3 separate regions of the Homo sapiens genome follow, and all the other regions are linked to region 1. A link is a contact called in ENCODE Hi-C or POLR2A ChIA-PET data. All regions are on one chromosome and are shown on one strand. Each heading gives the region's core, a stretch centred on a gene start or an enhancer-like site at or near the end of the contact. The rest is flanking DNA. Distances are from core to core; before and after follow the strand shown. Region 1 overlaps TINAGL1 (tubulointerstitial nephritis antigen like 1). Region 2 overlaps COL16A1 (collagen type XVI alpha 1 chain). Region 3 overlaps LINC01226 (long intergenic non-protein coding RNA 1226).

Evidence for each region. Hi-C counts contacts between places; a loop is a spot of excess contacts on that map. ChIA-PET counts read pairs that join two places held with the same protein, here RNA polymerase II (POLR2A). Pooled maps may share reads with other maps.
Region 2: a pooled map shows a loop between it and region 1 (2.4-fold over the local background). The contact joins two enhancer-like sites. A Hi-C loop is called at or near these places in 3 of 50 pooled maps. POLR2A ChIA-PET finds 5 or more read pairs at or near these places in 2 of 52 experiments (MCF 10A and PC-9).
Region 3: a pooled map shows a loop between it and region 1 (2.0-fold over the local background). The contact joins two enhancer-like sites. A Hi-C loop is called at or near these places in 1 of 50 pooled maps. POLR2A ChIA-PET finds 5 or more read pairs at or near these places in 2 of 52 experiments (A673 and activated T-cell).

The regions. Positions count from the first base shown.
Region 1 is chr1:31,585,931-31,590,639 of GRCh38, reverse strand. It overlaps TINAGL1 (tubulointerstitial nephritis antigen like 1), which reads right to left. Exons shown (of 12, transcript NM_022164.3): 11 at 3,885-3,930; 12 at 2,954-3,801. The coding sequence ends at 3,661. Among named protein-coding and RNA genes, the nearest start is that of TINAGL1, 12 kb to the right of the region's middle. Within about 2 kb of position 2,704, at least 29 of the 41 ENCODE cell types and tissues checked have a DNase peak (open chromatin) inside an H3K27ac peak, as active enhancers do.
Region 2 is chr1:31,663,637-31,668,345 of GRCh38, reverse strand. COL16A1 (collagen type XVI alpha 1 chain) reads left to right here. Exons shown (of 71, transcript NM_001856.4): 51 at 128-181; 52 at 718-771; 53 at 2,265-2,309; 54 at 2,411-2,464; 55 at 2,728-2,763; 56 at 3,112-3,174. Among named protein-coding and RNA genes, the nearest start is that of PEF1, 21 kb to the right of the region's middle. RefSeq lists enhancers at 389-926, 1,467-2,005, 2,006-2,545. Within about 2 kb of position 2,630, at least 8 of the 41 ENCODE cell types and tissues checked have a DNase peak (open chromatin) inside an H3K27ac peak, as active enhancers do.
Region 3 is chr1:31,521,155-31,525,863 of GRCh38, reverse strand. It overlaps LINC01226 (long intergenic non-protein coding RNA 1226), which reads right to left. Exons shown (of 3, transcript NR_027085.1): 3 at 1,619-3,839. Among named protein-coding and RNA genes, the nearest start is that of LINC01226, 5.1 kb to the right of the region's middle. Within about 2 kb of position 1,931, at least 7 of the 41 ENCODE cell types and tissues checked have a DNase peak (open chromatin) inside an H3K27ac peak, as active enhancers do.

The sequences.
Region 1 (4,709 bases), core at 1,455-3,954:
CCTACTGGGCTGCATTCTCAGACAGTTAGGCATTCTAAGTCACAGGATGAGATAGGAGGTCGGCAAAAGATAGAAGTCATAAAGATCTTGCTGATAAAACAGGCTGTGGAAAGAAGCCGGTCAACAGGTGCGGTGGCTCATGCCTGTAATCCCAGCACTTTGGGAGGCCGAGGCGGGCGGATCACGAGGTCAGGAGATTGAGACTATCCTGGCTAACACAGTGAAACCCCATCTCTACTAAAAATAAAAAAAAATTAGCCTGGTGTGGTGGCGGGCATGGTGGCGGGCGCCTGTAGTCCCAGATACTCGGGAGGCTGAGGCAGGAGAATGGCATGAACCCGGGAGGCAGAGCTTGCAGTGAGCTGAGATCGCACCACTGCACTCCAGCCTGGGCAATATAGCAAGACTCCATCTCAAAAAAGAAAAAAAAAAGAACCCGGCCAAAACCCACCAAAACCAAGATGGCACGAGAGTGACCTCTGGTCGTCCTCACTGCTGCACTCCCACCAGTGCCATGACAGTTTACAAATGTCATGGCAATGTCAGTAAGTGACCCTAAAAGGGGAGGCATGAGTAATCCACCCCTTGTTTAGCAGATAATCAAGAAAGAACCATAAATATGGGACACCAGCTGCCCTTGGGGCTGCTCTACGGAGTAGCCATTCTTTTCTTCTTCTTTTTTTTTTTTTTTTTGAGATGGAGTCTCGCTATGTTGCCCAGGCTCAAGTGCAGTGGCACCATCTCAGCTCACTGCAACCTCCGCCTCCCGGGTTCAAGCGATTCTCCTGCCTCAGCCTCCTGAGTAGCTGGGATTACAGGCCCACACCACCACGCCCGGCTAATTTTTATATTTTCAGTAGAGACGGGGTTTCACCACATTGGTTAGGCTGGTCTGGATCTCCTGACCTCGTGATCTGCCCACCTCAGCCTCCCAAAGTGCTGGGATTACAGGCGTGAGCCACCGCGCCTGTTGGCCGGCTTCTTTCCACATCCTGTTTTATCAGCAAGATCTTTATGACTTGTATCTTTTGCCGACCTCCTATCTCACCCTGTGACTTAGAATGGCTAGCTGTCTGAGAATGCGGCCCAGTAGATCTCAGTCTTATTTTACCCGGCCCCTATTCAAGATGGAGTTGCTGTGGTTCAGAGGTCTCTGACACTGGGGGGTCAGCCTGGCCCCTCCTGACCGCGGGAACCGCCCGCCTTGGCCTCCCAAAGTGCTTGGATTACGGGCGTGAACCACCGCGCCCTGCCGGAGTGGCCATTCTTTTATGCCTTTACTTTCCTAATAAACTTGCTTTCACTTTACTGCAGAGATTCACCTCTAATTTTTTCTTGCACGAGATCCAAGAACCCTCTCTTGGGGTCTGGATCTGGACCCCTTTCTGGCATCAACACGGGTCCGCAGCGCCAGGGCGGGCGGAGCTGGAGCCGGAGCCTTAGCCTCAGCCTTGAGACCCGGCGGGCCGCGCCCGACCGTCCCCGCCCCCCAGAGCTTCCTTGGAAGGTACCCGTAGAAAATTCCAGCCTCGCGGGGCCACCGAGCTGCCTCCGAACCGGGTTTTACCGGCGGGGCGGGTCCCGGGGCCACTGAGCGGGTGCGAAGGGGCCGCCGCCCCTTCGGGGCTCCCCGCCGGCCTTGGCTCCCTGGGGACCGGCGGGCGGGCCGCTGGAGCCGGGCTCTGGACGTCCTGGCAAACAGGAAGCGAGACAAAGGCGGCCACTTATCCGGCGCCCGCATTCCTTTCAGGTGATGCCCGTGAGGCCCGGGGGACGCGGCGATCCTGAGGGGCTGCCAGGGGCCCCCGGGGACCTCCCTGCCGCAGTCCCTCGGCGACTGAGGGTGCCCCTGCCTCCCCACTGGCTGGAGGTGGCGGCGGGGAGGATTCCTTGCGCTCGGGGATCCCCCTCCCAGGCACAGGCCCTTGGGCTCCCAGAAAGGAAGGAGCACCAGCCTGGCGTCTGTGCCCGGGGGGACGCAGTGGAGGCTTGGGAGGGGCCTGGAGGTGAAAGAATGGGCCATATCCACTCAGTCATTCCATACATTGGAGGGCCACCCTATACCAGGGTTTCGGTGTGGGTACCAGGACCCACTAATGAAACAGACCATCCCTGCCCTCTAGGAACTTCCAGCATAATGCGGAAGTTCAATAGATCCCAGATACCTGAAATATTGGGTGAAGGGCAGAGTGCAGATGATTTGAGGGAGGGTCTAACCCACGCCGGATGGGGATGGGGTGGCCTGGGCTCCTTGCACAGCCTCTGGCACTTCAGTGACCTTCACAGGCACTGTCTGGAAGAAGGAACCTTGGAGCGGGACAAGGGGTGGGTGGCATGGAAGGGCATCTGGCCCGGAGAGCAGCGTGAGCGAATGTCTGGCAGTCTGCATGTGTACCGGGCATTTGAGAGGCAGCAAGGAGCTGGTGACGAGGTTGGGCGGGTGGGTTCTGATGGCCTTGGAGCCAGGCTGAGGCCTGGCTTATTGTGCTGGCACTGGGAATCTGAGGAGGTGGGGTGGGAAGCAGGCTCAGCTTGGCCCAAGAGCAGGCCGAGGAGAGGCCCCCCTTGCCTGGATGGCTTGGAGAGACTGATCTACAGAGACAGAGGCTCCAGCTTCTGAGGGCTGTGCCCCCCTTGCCTGCTGGGCACTGGCACCGGTTCAGCTGATAGGAGTGCAGGGCTCCCCCTTCAGGCGGCAGCTGACTCAGCGTCTGAAAGGTGGTTCCCACGGTTCAGGTTTCTCTCTAGGGCCAAAGGCCATGCCATCCATGCCCCTCCCCCAAGTGGGTCAGTGCCCAGGGCATTGACAATTAGGGCTGAATGGAAGTTAGGATTTCCAGTCCCCCCACCCCTGCCAACCAGCAACACCTCAGGCAGTCCTTTCTGCTGTCTAACCACTGCCAGCCCAACTTTGGCTTGGCTTTCCACTCCCAGAGGTTCCAAGACACTGTAGTTATCAATACTTTGGTTTTATTTTAAAACAGTGAAAAGAAAAATAAATATCTGAAGAATAAGAATACAGGGCTGGGTGCAGTGGCTCATGCCTGCAATCCCAGCACTTTGGGAGGCGGAGGCAGGTGGACCGCTTGAGCCCAGGAGTTCGAGACCAGCCTGGGCAACACAGTGAGACCCCCCTCTTTACAAAAAATACAAAAATTAGCCAGGTGTGGTGGTGCACCTGTAGTCCCAGCTACTTGAGAGGCTGAGGTGGGAGGGTCACTTGAACCCAGGAGTCGGAGGTTACAGTGAGCCCTGATGGGCCACTGCACTCCAACCTGGGCAACGGAGCAAGACCCTGTCTAAAAAAAAAAAAAAAAGAATACAGGAGTGGGGTGGGGTAGTGGGGCTGGAGACTTGAGGTGTCCTGGCTTTGGTAGTCTTGAGTGGGGGCGCCAGAGGCCTGGGATCTGCAGCTGTGCTCTTCCCAGGCCAGGCCCTGCCCCGTCCCCACTGGGAGGTCTGGGGGCTCCGCCAGTCTCGCCTGCCCGCGGCTCCCAGGCGGGGCGCTGCGTCAGCGGAACCCGCGCCGGGATTAGCGCCCTGGCGCCCGCCTGCGCCCCGGGCTCTGTCGGGCGAGGCTGGGGTCACCGCCCCATTGGGGCCTCTTCCGCCGGCCCTTAGCCTGGATCCCAGGCCGGACCCCGCGTGGTGCCCGCAGCCTCAGTGATGACCCATGTCCTCCATGCCCACGCGGCCCCAGACGCCCAGCACGAAGCTCTCGATGTCGCACTCATTGACGCCGCGCACGATGCGGAAGTGGCCCCTCTCGCCCCAGGCTGGGCCCCAGGAGTTGGCCGCAGTCTGGGAATAAGGAGGGGTGGTGAGAAGGGGAATGGGAGTGGGGCGAGGGGAAGAGGGGGCGGGGAAAGGGTCAGCGGCCTCACCCAGTATTTGAGCGTCCTTCCATCTGGCAGCGTCTCCTCTCCCCATCTGTGGGCAGAGCAGAGGAGGGGGAAGGGAGCTGGGTCTACCTGCTCTCAGGAGCTCCAATCCCGGAAACCTGCCCCATCCAGCCCCCAGTTGCCTTTGGAGGGTTGGGTACACCCTTAGGGCTCAGGCAGGTCTCTGTACCTCTCTGCATCTCCCTCACTCTCACATCTGTAAGTCGGTGCACCCAGGCCCAGCATGGGAGGGGGTGGGGCACCAAGGGGACAAGTGGAGGCAAGGTGAGCAGAAGAGGAGGGAACCTGGGTCCTCCAGAGACCCACCTCCTAGGGGCCAGTTCTATGGGACCACACATCCACCTGCCCTCCCTCACTTGGGGATCCAGGGAGGGGTAGGTGCCAAGGGCCAGAAGGAAGACACTCTGAGAATATGGGTATCTTAGAGACCGCCAATTCCCACCGTAAAGCACATTTCACCGAGTTCATTGAAGTCAGTGATCCTAACATCTATATTCCCTAAATCGGATAGGGAAACTGAGGCCAGGGGAGCGACCTCCCAGGTCACTCGGTGGGTCAGGCAGAGCTGGGACAGGTGCTGAGGTGGGGAGAGGTTGAGAAACTCTTGAGGCTCTCTTCATATTGGAGTTATTTTATCCCAATGTAAGGAAGGAACAGTTCCTAAAAAAGCCTTCAGAGGCTCCCAACCTTCAATTCGACCCAGGGCAAGTCCTTTCTCTTTCTGAGTCTCAGTTTTCTCCCTATTGAAATGATGAGAGCAGTCCTGGCTTTTTAGAGAGGTTGTAAGAACCCAAGGCAGGCTCCAGA
Region 2 (4,709 bases), core at 1,381-3,880, 78 kb before region 1:
ATGCTGGGGCAGGCTGGCACCTGCTAGATGGCAGCCCCAGAGGTTTTAGCTTTGGCCATCCTCTTACCCAGCGAGGGGAGAACAGAAATGTTGGGGGGCTATCCATCATGTCTGCCTTTCTTTGCAGGGTCCTCCAGGGCAACCAGGTTACCCAGGTGCCACGGGCCCCCCAGGACTGCCTGTGAGTAAGGGGACCCTTGCTGGGGAGTGGGTGCCAGGTACCAGAGGTTTGGGCTGGTGGTCAGGACACAGCCAGGCTGGGCAACCCTCGGCGGGCTCCCCATTACCGGGCATTTCAGCCTCCTCCTTTGCCTAAAGTCCATGCAGCCCCCTCTCCCCACTGTAGGCCCCCTTGGCAGTGTGGATTGGTCCCACCACTCTGCTCAGGCCTGACTCTCAGAGCACTCTGCCAGGCCCAGACACAGCAAGAACTGAGATCTGCCTCCTGGGGGTGAGGGGTTTGGGAGATTGGAGAGACAGCTTAGAGGTGCCACCCCCACAGAAGCTGCTGGGTGGGTGTGTCCTCCTTTCCACTGGGGGCTTGGGGGGCACGGTGGCAGATGGGAGGCACGGCAGCTTTGGAGCACCCAGCGGTCCTCCCAGTGCCATTCCCCCAGAGCCAGTCTGGGTGCCAGCTGCAGTCTCCGCTCCTCGCATTAGTGCCGTGACGGACTAATTCTGTGGGGCTAATTCCACTGTCTCTTTGCCACTTGTCAGGGCATCAAGGGGGAGCGTGGCTACACCGGGTCAGCGGGAGAGAAAGGAGAGCCGGTGAGTCCCAGCGGCGTGGGGCTGGATGCAGGGCTGCACGTGGAGCCACACAGTCTCGGGCTGGAGACTTGGCAGCAGCCTGTGAAGGGGAGGATCGTGACCCCTGCTGCCCCCCTGCCCCCAAGCCTGCAGCACAGGCTGGGTGCTGTGGAGGTGGAGGCTGTGAGGAGAATCCCCGCAGGGCTGCCAAGGGGAGGGTGCCAGGAGGCAGCCGCAGAAGCACTCCTCCGCCTCCTACAAAGGAGGACCTGGGATTATAGACCCCCAGTGGACCCCAGCTCCCCAGAGCCACCCTCCAGAGCCAAGGCCTGCCAGGCCCCACGTTGAGCACAGGAGTTGGGCTGTGACCAGATGAGGACACTGGGGCCCCCAGAGTGACAAAGCTGAGACTCACCCAGGCTCCTGAAGCTAGTGAGTGAGGTAGTGGTGGAACCTGGGCTTGAACACACATCTATCTGGTGACAAACCTCACAAACCTCAGATCTAGGATCAGCCAAACTGGGACTGCAGCCTTACAGATTCACCAGTTTCAGTGAGGCCCCAGTGGGATTCAGCAAACTCCATCAGGCATTTACTCAGTAATAGATATTTCTCAGGGGCCTGTGGGGTGCCAGGCTCCCCTCTGAGGATGTCTCCATGAACAGAGCGCAGTTGCCCTCTTGCCCTGCCGTGGGGGAGGGAGCTGCCAGATGAATAAACAAGTGCCTAGGAACGATGAGGACTGGGACTCATGGAGGAAATGGGACAGGGGAAGGGGCTGGAGAGGTGTTTGGGCACCATCGAAGCGGAGGGGCAGGAAGGCCTCTCTGAGCAGGTGGCATATGAGCTGAGAGCTGACTAGCAGGAGGGAGGGATCCCTGTGGCTGTCTGTACTGGGGAATTCCAGAGGGAGAGGCTGGGTGGGGCACTGCAGGAACAGCTTCCAGCCATCAGATGATTTGGCAAGGGTTCAGGGGACCTAGGAAGGGGGGAAGGGGGCATTCTAGGTAGAAGAGAAAGCTGTGCTAAGGGTGCAAAGGCCTGGGGGTGTGAGGGTATAGAGTGTGTCAGAGAACAGCAGTCTGACTGAGCAAGGCGGAAGATGAGAAGGAGAGAGGGAGGAGAAGTGGGAAGGGGTGGCTGGTGCCAGATCACAGGCTGCCTCAAAGACCAGCGTTGGTGGAAAGTGTGCGCCCCACTCAGAGGCAGAGGGAGCCGCATAAGGTGTTTGAGCAAGAGAGTGACATAATCAGAGCTATGCTGGAGGAGAAGAGGGCAGCCATTTGCTGGCTGGCTTGCAGTGAGCCAGGAGGTGGCAGGACGAGTTAGGAGGCTGGTTCAGTAGCTCGGGCAAGAGCAGGGAAGCCTGAGCAGATCAGGCAGAGGGGGCCTGCCAGCCCAGGGGCCTCCCAGCACATGCCACCTCTGTTCTGGGCAGTCCCCTGTCACATCCCCCTACCTCATCCTTCACCTCCCCAGGAGGAGTGACTGATTCTGTTCCTTTGTATCCTTAGGGCCCCCCAGGATCTGAAGGCCTCCCAGGCCCCCCAGGCCCAGCGGTGAGTGAAGGAGGGCATGGGGAGATGTGGTCCTGGTCTTGTCCTGGGGTCTGAGGGCAGGAAGATTAGGTTTCGGCTGCATTGTTCTCTGTGGGTGACAGGGTCCCAGAGGAGAGCGAGGACCCCAAGGTAACTCCGGTGAGAAGGGCGACCAGGTGAGTGACGACTGGGACCTGGCTGCAGGGAGGCAGGGAAGGAGCTGGGTCCCTGGTGATCACCAGCTCTAGTCTCCCCACCCTACCTGTCCTTGGGTTGTGACCTACCTCATGCCCAGAGCCTCACCTGCCAGCCATGGTGGGCAGAGGGGAGGGCAAAGCCCATGGGTTTGAGGGTGCCCCCCCCGTCACTCTTTCCACCTGGGCAGCCAGGCAGGAGAGAGGGGGTGGCACAGCACACTGCCCCTTGCTTCTCACCCTAGGGATTTCAAGGCCAGCCAGGCTTTCCGGGCCCACCGGTGAGTGAAGAAGACACAAAGCCAGCTCTGTCTGATGTGGTCTCATCGGGAGGGGCAGGCCTGACCAGGCCAGGCTGGGGTAGGATGGTCCTGGGGAGAAGAGGGGAGAGGCAGGGGAGAACGGCCTGGGTGGCCAGGCCTGATTCCAGGAACCAGGACCTGGAGAGCCCAGCCTCTTGTGTGGGCCCCAGCCCAGCAGGCCAGGCAGACGTAATGCTCCCAAGTGGTGCTTCTAGGAAGTCAAAATGAATTGCATTAACAACAGTGCATCATGCACAGGAAGAATAAAGAAGGGGAGCTCCCCCTCCAGCCCCACTTTCATTCCTGCCTGCCCCTTTGTTGATACAGGGTCCCCCTGGATTCCCAGGCAAAGTTGGATCACCTGGCCCACCTGGCCCTCAAGCAGAGAAGGTGAGCAGGACCCTGGGTTGGCAAAGTCACAGATCTGAGCCATGCAGCTCCCATGCCCCTGTCCCACCCCTAGCATCAGGCTTTCAGGAAATTCCAAGACTGACCCAGTTGCACTGAGGCTGGGAAAAGAGGCCTCCAGGATGGGCCCAGTGACTACTGGAGGCCGACAGGGCTTGCAGTGGACCAGTGGGCTCCTCGGGATGTCTGCTTGGCCCAGGATGCCTGCGGCCTCTGTGCAGCCCAGGCCCTTGTCTGCTGTGATGGGGGGAAAGGCAGGGAGGTAGGTGGGGAGGAGGCAGGGGGTCTGATGGAGGAGTAGAATGTGATAGGCAGCCCAGGCCACCTTCGTCTCCTGGGCGGGAGGATGAGCGAGGAGCTGAGAGAAGGGGGAAGCACGTCCTGAAGGAGGACACCAACGTGGAAGGGGAATGGGCTCCTCCTGGGTAGCCGTGCTCCAGTTGTCCCCAAGGGCCCAGAGAGGGCAGGGGTGGCCCGTGTCCTGCCTGGTGACAAGGGTTGGGGGAGCAGCAGTTGGCGGAGCTCCTATGCTGGCTGCTCTTGACTTTGGCTTGATAAATGCTGGAGACATGGCTCTGCCTTGGCTTGGGGCTGACATCCCTGTCTCGGCCCAACCTCTGGGCTCCCTAGATGTGCTGAGTGGGTGGTGTAAGAAGCCCGAAGATTGACTTCTGAGCTTGGGGTCGGGGGACCTGGGTTCAGAGGGACAGGTGGGAGCCTCTTTCCCCTGAGCCTTGTGGAGAGCCTCTTTCCCCTGAGAGCACACGCATGAACGTCTCACTGTGCAGGTGAGGAAACTGACACCCACAAGGCTTGGGGCAGCCCAGAGGCACACAGTGGTGTTAGCAGCAGAGCTGAGACTTCCTTCCCAGCTCCAGGAGGACCCGGGCACCTCACTACCTCCCCAGAGCCCATGCTGATCAGCCATGCTTGGGACAGTGGTGGTTGCTAGCCCCCTTCCCCTTCCCCTTCCCCTTCCCCTTCCCCTTCCCCTTCCTTCCCCTCCCCAGGACCTGAGTGGCAGCCCCTGCTCTCCTTAGGCTGGTCATTGCAGAGAATCCCAAACCTCTGGCCAGTGGTTCTTCATCCCAACTGCCAGTGGGGGCCAACATTGGTTGGGGCTCTGCTGACCCCTCCTGGTGGCTGGTGGCATTACAGAGCCCCCGAGTTCATTTTCCCCTTTGCTGGGTCTCTCTAGCGGGATTCCTTCCCTTGACCACCCTACAGCCACTGATCCAGGGCAGCCACCCTCTCCACACTGGGAGAATGCAGCCACCTTCCCCGCTATGCTGCTTGCCTCCCCCCGCCTTTTCTGGTAAACATTCCAATCCATGCATCAGTTCTCATCACTCTTCTGCTTTGAACATTCAATGGCTCCCCAGTGCCTGTAGCAGGGGTTTTCAGACTTTATTTTGTAGTCCCAGAGTCTTTTTATCACATAAAAGCAAATGTAAAAACCTCAATCTATAAAACAAATACAAGCGGAGATTCCCTGGCTAAGACAACGGTGGGGGTCC
Region 3 (4,709 bases), core at 682-3,181, 64 kb after region 1:
ACAAGGGCACTTAAAAATTCCAATTTGATTCCCCTATGCCCTATAATTCCAAGCAAAGGGGACCTGTCCTCTTCAAATCCATCAGATATATTATTTGGTTTTCAAAGTCCTCTTTTGGAGAATTTAACCAAAAGGGAAAGATTTTTAGAAAAAAGAAAATCTGAAAGAAAAAGTTTTAAAACACAGCCCAAGATGGCTGCAGGCTGGACAAACAGGTACTAATATAAGGCCTATGAACTAAAGCTGAAGTCTCGCCTGCTAGGGTGGAGTCTGTCAAATATTTCACTGGCATGACTGATTGTAACCTTGCCTATCAGATGAAGCACAAATGCAGGGTAGAATCAATCACCCCTCTCCAGACCTTAAGACCCCTACGTATTCCACAACTTTTTACCCTATATATGTTAACTGCATATTTCTTTATTTATGCATAATGTCACTAAGCACCAATCAGAATTGTAAGTGTCACCTTTCCTTCAATGCCCCTGTGGAGACAGGAAGTGACTCCATCTTGGATATGAATGTGCCATGTTGTATTCTAATTAGCCCCAGTCCTGCAAATGCCTTCTGATTCTTACTTTATTTACTATCCTTAGTGTAAGAAGATGACAATCTGAATGTCATCACACAAATCATAGGCCATGATGCATGTAACATTCTTGCCTGTTCTGGAGGCTGCCTTTTATTGTCTTGCTGGACACACACGCCCTTTCCCTATGGTACAGAAGCCCCGGGTCTGGGGAGTAGCAGTGTGGAGATCTATCTTCTGCCTTGCAGCTAAAATCCCAAGACTACGCTTCTGCCTGTAAGTTCTCCCCCAGTAAAACACTCTAGACCAAACTGAATTTGTTTCCCTCCTTTTCTGGTTTCCAGCTCCTTTGGCATTTGGGGGTCATTTTGGATATAAGGCCCTTTCATGGAACAGCCCCCTTCTCCCATTTTCTTTCTCTCTTTTTTTTTTTTTTGTTTGTTTGTTTGCTCTGTTTTAAGACAGGGTCTCACACTGTCGCCCAGGCTGGAGTGCAGTGGCATGATTTTGGCTCACTGCAACCTCCGCCCTTGGGTTTTGTTGAGACAGAGTCTGGCTCTATCACCCAGGCTAGAGTGCAATGGCGCAATATTGGCTCACTGAAACCTCCACCTCCCGGTTCAAGCAATTCTCCTGCCTCAGCCTGAAGAGTAGCTGTGACTACAGGCGTATGCCACCATGCCCGGCTAATTTTTGTATTTTTGTAGGGAAGGGGTTCCACCATGTTGGCCAGGCTGCTCTCAAACTCCTGATCTCAGGTGATCTGCCTGCCCCGGCCTCCCAAAGGGCTAGGATTACAGGCGTGAGCCACCGCGTCCAGCCTAAATTTTTAAAACATATATTCAGAGAACTGAAAAGAGGAAGCAGGGAGATATAACAGAAACAAGGACCATCCCTCATATGGAAAGTCAATACATGACATTTGAAGCAAGGGTTGTGAAATCGCATCACGAGCTTGTTATTTGGAACTATTGAGATAAATGCTAGAAGAAATGCCTAACAGAATTCGAAGTATTGGCCTTGGAGGTCAGGAGTCCGGGAGTTGGGAGCTGAGGAGACACACTCGTGAGTCCATTTGTGATAAACTTCAACTGTGTCATGCATCCTTTAAATTTGAAATTTTTGAAAAGTTAAAGGTTAAAACAAATCAAAAGGGCCTTGCAGAGCTGTGTTCTCACCAGTCCCCATGGCAGTCCCTTGGCAATTCACAGATAGGGCTCCCACTACCCAGGTTAGCTCAGGCCACAAGCCCGGGTGCCTCCGCCTCCTTCTCATGTGGGAGGTTATGTAACCCACCCAAGGTCACAGAGGCAGTGGGTGTCAGTCCACAGTCACGGCTCAGGGCTTCTGTCAGAACAGGGACCTCCTCGGGGTGGGGCATGTGAGTGCCCTTGTGCTGTGACTCAACCCAGTTCCCCGTGTGACTCCACAGGGAGCTCAGAGAAAGTCAGCCCACACCCACTTTCATCTGAGGACACCCCAGTGGGGCAGAGCAGGCCTTCCCTGCTCCACCCCAAGCAGGACTCATGCCCCAGCCTTTCTGGGGCACATTGCTACATATTTTAAAATGGGCAAATAAGTACTTTCATGAACATGGCTAGTGGGGAAGAAAGGAGATTATTGCCCTCATTTTGTGGATGAGAAAATTGAAGTTAAAAGAGGGTAATGAGCTGGGTGGGGTGCTCACGCCTGTAATCCTAGTGCTTTGGGAGGCCGGGGCAGGTGGATCACCTGAGCTCAGGAGTTCGAGACCAGCCTAGGCAACATGGTGAAACCCTGTCTCTACTAAAACACAAAAATTAGCTGAGCGTGGTGGCACGCACCTGTAGTCCCCAGCTACTTGGGAGGCTGAGACAGGAGAATCACTTGAACCCAGGAGAGAGTGGTTGCTGTGAGCTGAGACTGTACCACTGCACTCCAGCCTGGGTGACAGAGTGAGACTCTGTCTCCAAAAAATAAAACAAAAAAGAGGATAATGATTTGTTCAGGGCACACCACTGATCCCACCCCTGATTTGGATGCAGGCCTGACTCTAGCACCTGGGTTCTTGGGTCACTGAGGTAAAGCACACTGACTCAGGTTTGTAAAACGTGGGCCAAATAGCAGCTGAGTCACTGGGTTGCTGTGAAGGTCAAATGAGGTCAGGTAGATATGGGACTCTTGGGAGGGTTGTTGGTACATCCCAACCACCTCACACATTTCAGCTGTTAATGGTGATGATGATGTCAGAGCTGGGAGGGCTGGAGAGATGCCCCAAACCTGGGGTTCAGGTGTAGCCTGTTGAGGCTCCCTTGAGAATCTAATGAAAGCAGATGACCCTCTGTTCTGCAGGCAGCCTCAAGACAGTGTTTTGCACGTTAAGACCCTCCTAGGTGCTCTAACATCTTGCATTTCCACAGATGATAAAATGAAGCCTCTGGCTGATATTTCCTTGGATCTGTTTCCCAGCTCAGGAAGGTGTTCTTGAATTCTGAAGCAGACATCTGGAGCCTGCGACTGAGCAGCTGCCATGATAGGAAAGGGGAAAGACCTCTGGTTACCTTCCAGAAAGACGAGAGAAGGTGCCTGTCTCCTCCACGACCTAACTGTACACAGCAGGATGCAATTACCTCTAGAACCACTGAGGAAGCAGACAGTAAACTGGACATCCATCTGTCCCGAGGCACAAAAATATTTGCAGGCACGAAAATATTTGCAGGCACCTCCCCTGTCCAGATTCAGACTAGGCCCTTCCACCACAGCAGTCCCCACAGCTGGGTGGAAGCCTGGAGGTCAGGAAGGAGGAGTGCTAGTTGCTTTCAACACTTCAATGGTGAAATCATGCAGAGAAGCACTTCTCATGTTAATCCATCTCACACACATTCCAAGAGCACCTACTATGTGTAAGGCACACAGTGGGACAAGCAGATGAACAAACAGAATCTCTATGGGAAGTGGTGAGTGATATTCTAGCAGTTCTCATACAATGCTGCGGGATGTAAAACACACTCTAGCTGGGGGAACTGACCAGGAAGGAACACGGGCTTGTTGAAACACATGATATTGGAAGTGACTATATCAAGATGCCCCAAAGTCAACTCATGACTTTTACCACCAACCTGACCTTTCACTGCCCAGTGAAAGTTGCCATCATCCGATTCAGTTACATGTCACACTTCCCACACTCTAACTCTCCATACACATCTCGGGTCTTGCTGACTTTTCCTCCTCTATGTCTCTGCCGTCCACTTCTCTCCATCTTTAACATCTACTTCAGCAGCTTCTCCTTTGGTCCGCCCTCCAATCCAACTTCCAATCTGAACGACCTCATCTAAGAACAGATGTGATCATGGTTAATCCCTTTTGAAAATCTTTCAATGGGCCGGGCACGGTGACTCATGCCTGTAATCCCAGCACTTTTGGAGGATGAGGTGGGCTGATCACCTGAGGTCAGGAATTCAAGACCAGCCTGGCCAACATGGTGAAACCCCGTCCGTACAAAAATACAAAAATTAGCTGGGTGTGTTGGCACGCACTTGTAATCCCAGCTACTCAGGAGGCTGAGGCAGGAGAATCGCTTGAGCCCAGGAGACGGAGGTTGCAGCGAGCCAAGACCATGCTATTGCACTCCAGCCTGGGAGAGTGAGACTCCATCTCAAAAAAAAAAAAATATATATATATATATATATATATTTCAATGGTACTTCTATTGTTATCTGTTTTTTTGTTTGTTTGTTTGTTTGTCTGTTTGAGATGGAGTCTCGCTCTGTCACCAGGCTGGAGTGCAGTGGTGCAATCTTGGCTCACTGCAAGCTCCACCTCCTGGGTTCAAGCAATTCCCTTGCCTCAGCCTCCCAAGTAGCTAGGACTACAGGTGTGTGCCACCATGCCTGGCTAATTTTTTTTTTTTTGAGTAGAGACGGGGTTTCACCATGTTAGCCAGGATGGTCTCGATCTCCTGACCTCATGATCTGCCAGCCCTGGCCTCCCAAAGTGCTGAGATTACAGGCGTGAGCCACTGCGCCCAGCCTGTTATCTGTTTTAACAAGTCCCAGTCTTCCTTCCAGGTCTGGTTCAAATGGAACTTCTCCCCAGTTCCCCAGTAGGGTGTGTTCTCTCTCCTGAAGTATTTCATGAGAACGTCAAGAACAGGGCTTAGGAGCCCCCGCTTAGTCTGGCCCAGACCTTTCTTTCTGCCTCA